Regions from separate parts of the Homo sapiens genome. Here region 1 is linked to region 2. The links are chromatin contacts, found by Hi-C or POLR2A ChIA-PET in ENCODE. All regions are on one chromosome and are shown on one strand. Each heading gives the region's core, a stretch centred on a gene start or an enhancer-like site at or near the end of the contact. The rest is flanking DNA. Distances are from core to core; before and after follow the strand shown.

Region 1 (3,882 bases), core at 1-2,500, 1.9 Mb before region 2:
CCTAGGACCCATTGTGAACCTCAGCGAGCCCACCGCCCATGAGGGGTCCACAGTGACCGTGAGTTGCATGGCTGGGGCTCGAGTCCAGGTCACGCTGGACGGAGTTCCGGCCGCGGCCCCGGGGCAGCCAGCTCAACTTCAGCTAAATGCTACCGAGAGTGACGACGGACGCAGCTTCTTCTGCAGTGCCACTCTCGAGGTGGACGGCGAGTTCTTGCACAGGAACAGTAGCGTCCAGCTGCGAGTCCTGTGTGAGTCGGTCACCCTGACCTTTAATCCCTCCACCCCTGCCCTGGAAAGATTAGACGCTCCTCTGCACCACTGTGCCTCGGGTGTGTTGGGTGTCTGATCACACATGGTGGTTCCACAGATGGTCCCAAAATTGACCGAGCCACATGCCCCCAGCACTTGAAATGGAAAGATAAAACGAGACACGTCCTGCAGTGCCAAGCCAGGGGCAACCCGTACCCCGAGCTGCGGTGTTTGAAGGAAGGCTCCAGCCGGGAGGTGCCGGTGGGGATCCCGTTCTTCGTCAACGTAACACATAATGGTACTTATCAGTGCCAAGCGTCCAGCTCACGAGGCAAATACACCCTGGTCGTGGTGATGGACATTGAGGGTGAGCTAACACGGGGCTGCGGGTCTGGACCGGTAAGCCGGGGGGCGGGGGGGTTGGAGACAGAAGGGACGCATATTGACTTAGCGCTTTCTCTGCACAGCTGGGAGCTCCCACTTTGTCCCCGTCTTCGTGGCGGTGTTACTGACCCTGGGCGTGGTGACTATCGTACTGGCCTTAATGTACGTCTTCAGGGAGCACCAACGGAGCGGCAGTTACCATGTTAGGGAGGAGAGCACCTATCTGCCCCTCACGTCTATGCAGCCGACAGAAGCAATGGGGGAAGAACCGTCCAGAGCTGAGTGACGCTGGGATCCGGGATCAAAGTTGGCGGGGGCTTGGCTGTGCCCTCAGATTCCGCACCAATAAAGCCTTCAAACTCCCTAATCTGTGGTTTGATTCCACCCGCGCTGCAAGTCTCTCCCACCCAGGTGCACATCCACTGAGTAGCGTCGCTGCGACGGAAGGGGGCGGGGCCTGTGGCGCGCAGACGCAGCTTGAACTCTTGAGAGGTGGGCTGGGGCTTAGCCAACGGGGCAAGGGGGGCGGGAAGGAGGTGGGGTTTCTCCCAGCCAATCGACGGGCGCGCCCTCGTTGCCGCTCTATGCCGCTCCGCCCCGGCTCGCTGGTCCCAGAAGGCGCCGGGTTTCCCAAGATGGCGGCGGACGTGTCCGTTACTCACCGGCCCCCGCTGAGCCCTAAGTCTGGGGCCGAAGTCGAAGCCGGCGATGCCGCGGAGCGCCGGGCGCCGGAAGAAGAGCTGCCGCCTCTAGATCCAGAAGAGATCCGGAAACGCCTGGAACACACCGAGCGCCAGTTCCGTAACCGCCGCAAGATACTGATCCGGGGCCTCCCGGGGGACGTGACCAACCAGGTATTGGGGGGGGCGGTGTAGGAGCGTGGCGGGAAATACCACGGTGCGCGTGCGCGGGGGGAACCGGGCGACACCAACGCTGAGGTGCGCGGGGGTCGTTGGCGGGGGCGCCCAAGCACCGGATCCACGCGGGATCGGGAGAGACCAAGAGCGGGACGTGGGGGGGCGATGATGAAAGGGGAAACCGACTGCGAAGTGAGGGAGGGCGTTGCTAGGGGCGACCACAGGCTTGGGCGACACCAAGTGATGGAAGCGGGCGGGGAATGGAAGGGGGCGGACAGCTTTGGTCCTGTTGGGGAATTGTGAATGGGCTGGTACATTGGACCACCAGTTGCCCCCTGCTTGGATGATGCTTTTCTCCACCCACTCTACCACAGGGTGGCGGGACCTCACATCCAGAAGTTTCAGGACTGCGGAGAGTACGCCCCTCCATATCACGCGTTTATTCACTGCTCTCAGAGATAAATCCGGAAGTTAACAGCAGCCCCTGGGTCTCAGCCCCCAAAACCTCAGGATTAATTTGGGAAAATGGGGTCTTCTGCCACCAGCCTACAGACCTACAGGAAGGAAGCGAGGCCTGTGTTCTATGGAGCCCCTCGTGGCTAATCTTCCTGCTAGGAGTGCCCTTCTCATGGGGCCAGCATGGGGCAGCGCTTCCCAATGCTCTTTGGACCCAGGGAAATGGCATCTATACTGCCCTGCCCTATGGCGGTGAAATAGGTTCTCGCTTCCTGCTGCTGAGATTCCCTGCTCTCCGGCCCACCAGCACACCGGGTGGGCACGTGGCTAGTGGAACCCCAGGGATGTTGGGAGGGGCTGAATTTGGGGACAGATCGGGACAGGGATCATTAAGGATGGTCAGGTTTCTTTCTGGGTCTTCCTCTCAGTGTCTGCAGTCTCTCAGCTGGGAACACATTGTCTCTCCTGCAAGATGCACAGTGTGTCTGGTCCCAGCAGGCGCCAGCACTTTGCCTTCAAAGCTGGCTTGAGAGGCTGGGCATGGTGGCTCATCCCTTTAATCCCAGCACTTTGAGAGGCTGAGGCAAGAGGCTGTATTGAGCCCAAGGGTTCGAGACTAGCCTGGGCGGTATAGTGAAACCCTCATCTCTACAAAAAATTTTTAAAAATTAGCCAGGCATGGTGGTGCGTGCCTGTAGTCCCAGCTACGCAGGAGGCTGAGGTGGGAGGATCACTTGAGCCTAGGAGGTTGAGGCTGCAGTGAGCTATGATTGTGCTACTACACTCTAGCCTAGGTGACAGAACAAGACACTATCTCTAAAAAAAAGAAAAATAAATGAGCTGGCTTGGAAGAGGGCAGCTTTATCAGCAGGAGGAAATTGGGAGGCATGTGAACCCACACAACGTGGGGCTTACTAGAAGGTGGGCTCCCCAGTCAGGTACCCATGGGTGGCTGCGCTGCCCAACTGCATGGCCTCCAGCAGATCTCTTCACTTCTCCTAGCCTAAGTTTTCTCATATACAACATGAGTTTGTTAATACTTCACTTACAGAGTTGTTGGAAACAGTGAATCTTGCAAAAGGAGGTTCATGCAGGTTAAATGGCTTCCCTAAAGGCATACTCTTTTTTTTTTTTTTTTTTTTTTTGAGACGGAGTCTCACTCTGTCGCCAGGCTAGAGTGCAGTGGCTTGATGTCTGCTCACTGCAACCTTCACCCCTCGGGTTCAAGCAATTGTCTTGCCTCAGTCTCCCGAGTAGCTAGGACTACAGGTGCACGCCACCACAGCCAGCTGATTTTTGTATTTTTAGTAGAGATGGGGTTTCACCTTCCTGGCCAGGATGGTCTCGATCTCTTGATCTTGTGACCCGCCTGCCTCAGCCTCCAAAGTGCTGGAATTACAGGCGTGAGCCCGGCCTCTTTTTTTTTTTTTTTTTTTGTTGTTGTTATTTTTTTTTTTTTTTTTTTTTTTTTTTGAGACGGAGTCTCGCTCTGTCGCCCAGGCTGGACTGCGGACTGCAGTGGCGCAATCTCGGCTCACTGCAAGCTCTGCTTCCCGGGTTCACGCCATTCTCCTGCCTCAGCCTCCCGAGTAGCTGGGAATACAGGCGCCTGCCACCGCGCCCGGCTAATTTTTTTGTATTTTTAGTAGAGACGGGGTTTCACCTTGTTAGCCAGGATGGTCTCGATCTCCTGACCTCGTGATCCACCCGCCTCGGCCTCCCAAAGTGCTGGGATTACAGGCGTGAGCCACCGCGCCCGGCCTTGTTGTTATTGTTGTTGACAGTGTCTCCCTTTGTCACCCAGGCTGGAGTGCAGTGGCACACTGCAACCTCTGCCTCCTGGGTGCAAGCAGTTCTCCTACCTCAGCCTCCCGAGTAGCTAGGATTACAGGTGTGCGCCACCACTCCTGGCTAATTTTTGTATTTTTAGTAG
Region 2 (3,647 bases), core at 881-3,380:
AAAATGACTCAGTCACAAAATGACTATTTGAAAATGGACAGGGGAAAAGGGAAAATTTGTAATCTATTAATTTACCCTATCATCTAGCAAGGTTCTACCAGCACTCCTTCCTGCATACGGTAAATAAATTTATCTTAAAGCCCTCCAAATACCACCCTCAGAAATCCTACCAGCTTCCGTAGATAGACGCTGAAAAAGTCAAAATTAACACATTCCTTCCCAGAGTTTTCAATAGTAAAATGCTGGGAATAGAGGAAGTTTTTCTCATTTCTAAGGGCCAGTAACCATGGTATTTTATTTCTCCCTACTTAAGGAGGGAAAGAATCTGGAATTTTCTCCGGATTTATTATCTACCAATATAGCTAGCACTTAGGGAACGTTCTTAACCTAAGCGCTCAACTAGGCAGGGCGCAGTAGCTCATGCCTGTAACTTCAGCACTTTGGAAGGCCTAGGCAGGAGGATGGCTTGAACCCAGGAGTTTCAGACCAGCCTGGGCAACACCCGGAGACCTCCTCTCTTCAAAAAATTAGCCGGGCATGGTGGTGCCGCGCCTGTGATCCCAGCTACTCAGGAGGCTGAGATGGAAGGATCGATTGAGCCCAGGAGTTCGAGGCTGCAGTGATCTGTGATCGTGCCACTGCATCCCAGCTTGGGTAACAGAGGGAGACCCTGTCTCAAAGAAAAAAATTAAATATATAAGTGCTCAACCGCATTCACTTTTAATCTCCATAAACTAAGCTTCACACATTACAATATGAGGAAGGCAAAGTCACAGACAGAAAGGAAAGAAAACGGAGGGAGTTAGTATTTAATAGCTACACTTTCTGTTTCCGATGATGAAAAAGTTCTGGACATGAAGCAGTGACGGTTACAGCACACTGAGTCAGTATACTCAATGCCACTGAATTATACGCTTAAAAAATGGTTAAAATGGCAAAGTCTACGTTATGTCTATTTTACCACAATGAAATAAATGTCTGGGAAATTCAATGTGTACCCAGGCTTCCCCTTCCTTCCCGGCCGCTGATCTTGGAGCCAAAACCTCTCTGTCTCTCTTAAGTGTCTGTAATCAGAATGAATGAGTTTCACCGGGGCACAAGTCGATGCTTCCTCCTTTAAAGAAACTTTTAAAAGCCAAGGAGTCAAAGAGCCCCAAGCAGGACTCGAAAAGCTGATGAAGTCTGGAAGTAAATGAACCCGCCTCCTGACAGAACAGCTTCCCCGAAACACGGGAAAAAGGGGATTCCTCCCCCGACTTCGTATCTGTCTGCTTCCGAGGGTGAACGCTAAGCAGCAGATCCCATCTCTCCACTAATACCTGCGGCGCACCCGGGGAGGAGGAGCGGGAAACGGCGAGGGACTTGAGCCAGGGCCAGAGCGTGGGGCGAGGGGCGGTTCCGAGGGAGGCACTTCCCGCGGAGCGCGGTCGGCGCGCGGGGACTAAGGGGCGGGGCAGGAGGGGAGCCCCCCGACCCGGCTTCGCGGCCCTTCCTGACGCTTCCCTCGCTCGGTTACCGTTGACTCGGGCTGACTGCGCGCGAGGCCTCCCGGGCGCGCACCCTCTCTCCTCCCCCCACGTTACGGATCAGAAAACAGACCCCGGGAGGAGAGGGGACGGGGGGCTGAAACCCGGCCCCCGAGGTCACCCTCCCGGGGAGCGGTCGGGTAGGCCTCGGAGGCTCTCCGGTCCGGGCCCGCGCCATCAACCCCCATGCGCAGCAGCTGGGCCTGAGGCCTCGACTACGGGGTTGGCCCCGGCCTGGAGGGACTGAGGGTGGCGAGGCTCGAGGCCCGGTGTAGGGGACGATTCTGGAGGCTCCCCCGGCTCCCCGCTCACGGCCCTAGACGCCGCTACCCTGAGCAGGCGGTACGGGAACAGCCGGGGCCGAGGCCGCGCCGGGGCTAGGCCGCCAACAGACCTAACGGAGCCGCCGCCCGCGTCGGCCGCGGAGAGGAACCCTTACCCGTGGCAAAGGACCGTGGGATACTCACCCCTTAGGGCCCGGAGCCCCGTTGCCGCTCGGCACGCCGGGCGCGCCGCTCTCTTCCTCCATTTTGATCTCCGTCGCCGCCACCTCCGCCGCCGCTTCGACCCCTGCCGCCATTTTCTCCGCGTCTGGGCTTTGTGTGAGCGAACGGGCTGCACCGCGCTGCGCCTGCGCGCCCACGTGACCCGACGCAACCAGTAACACCTGCGCCCGCCGCTCCCGGCTGCCTCCTTGGCCCCACTCGCCCCGGGCCACGCCCCCGCCGCGCGCAGGCGCAGACCGGCAGCTGTTGATCGCTTCTCTCTCGAGATACACTCGCGTTAGGCACCGACTGGCTGTTCCCGGCGCGCGTCCTCTGAGTCCGATAGAGGAGGCATCTCCCCACCCCACCCCACACAAACACCTAGACCTAGTCACTCTCAGCTTTCTGTAACCAGAGCTGGAGCAGAGGGGAAGCAATGATCCTGTCTAGAGATTCCTGGAAGTTTTAGATGAAGCTTGTTCAACCCGCGGTCCGGCACACGATTCGTAAACTTTCTTAAAACATTGTGTCTTTTTGTGTGATTTTTTTCTTTTTGTAACGCAATTGCGCGGTTCTCCAGCGCGAACTTTGTAGGCAACAACGGAACGGCATGGAATAATATCAGAGTATTATCCGTAATTCGCATTATAATTGCAAACAGTTCGTCCAGAAGAAACGGAAAACTGTTAAAATTCACTAATAATGGGGCCAGGCGCGATGGCTCACTCCTGTAATCCCAGCACTTTGGGTATGGGAGGCCGAGGCGGCGGATCACCTGAGGTCAGGAGTTCGAGACCAGACTGGCCAACATGGTGAAACCGCGTCTCTACTAAAAATAAAAAAATTAGCTGGACGTGGTGGCGGGCGCCTGTAATCCCAGCTACTCGGGAGGCTGAAGCAGGAGAATCGCTTGAACCCAGGAGCCGGAGGTTGCAGTGAGCCGAGATCACGCCACTGCACCGCAGCCTGGGAGATAGACTGAGACTCCATCTCAAAAAACAAAAAGATAAGTATTGAGTACTGGGCTTAATACCTGGGTGATGAAATAATCTGTACAACAAACCTCCATGACAAGTGTTTACCTATTTAACAAACCTTCACATTTACCCCCAAACCTAAAAGTTAAAAACAAAATTAAAAAAAAAATTAATGGCTGGGCGCGGCAGCTCACGCCTGTAATCCTACCACTTTGAGAGGCCAAGGCGGGTGGATCACGAGGTCAAGAGATCAGACCATCCTGGCCAACATGATGAAACCCTGTCTCTACTAAAAATACAAAAATTAGCCGGGTGTGGTGGCAGGCGCCCATAATCCCAGCTACTGGGGAGCCTGAGGCAGGAGAATCGCTTCAACCCAGGAGGAGGAGGTTGCAGTGAGCCAAGATCGGGCCACTGCACTCCAGCCTGGTCACAGAGTGAGACCCCATCTCAAAAAAATTAAAAATAATAATAAAGAGCGAGAGGACTCTTGCAATGTTGCATAAAGTGAACTGTGACAGAATTCAGGGTGTATTCTGTACTAGGCATAATGCTGTATGGTCTTATTTTTGTGTGCATTCGTGGCATCAGTTTTATGGTGCTGTGCAGCCTCCAATGTGCCATTTTCCAAGTGCAGACAGTCGAATTGGCACCATCAG

Evidence for each region. A loop is a pair of places that touch in the nucleus more often than their neighbours do. ChIA-PET counts read pairs that join two places held with the same protein, here RNA polymerase II (POLR2A). Pooled maps may share reads with other maps.
Region 1: a map of lower leg skin shows a loop between it and region 2 (26-fold over the local background). The contact joins the promoter of RAVER1 here to the promoter of HNRNPM in region 2. A Hi-C loop is called at or near these places in 1 of 168 maps with a recorded cell type or tissue (lower leg skin) and 4 of 50 pooled maps. POLR2A ChIA-PET finds 5 or more read pairs at or near these places in 1 of 52 experiments (WTC11).

What each region holds. Positions count from the first base shown.
Region 1 is chr19:10,330,897-10,334,778 of GRCh38, reverse strand. It overlaps RAVER1 (ribonucleoprotein, PTB binding 1), which reads left to right and starts at 1,250. Exons shown (of 13, transcript NM_133452.3): 1 at 1,250-1,490. The coding sequence starts at 1,272. ICAM3 (intercellular adhesion molecule 3) reads left to right here. Exons shown (of 7, transcript NM_002162.5): 5 at 1-251; 6 at 371-619; 7 at 720-1,003. The coding sequence ends at 922. RefSeq lists enhancers at 1-225, 850-989, 1,230-1,449, 940-1,856, 1,857-2,773 and a silencer at 1,622-1,845.
Region 2 is chr19:8,443,458-8,447,104 of GRCh38, reverse strand. HNRNPM (heterogeneous nuclear ribonucleoprotein M) reads right to left here and starts at 2,130. Exons shown (of 16, transcript NM_005968.5): 1 at 1,994-2,130. The coding sequence starts at 2,106. RefSeq lists silencers at 1,622-1,851, 2,092-2,371.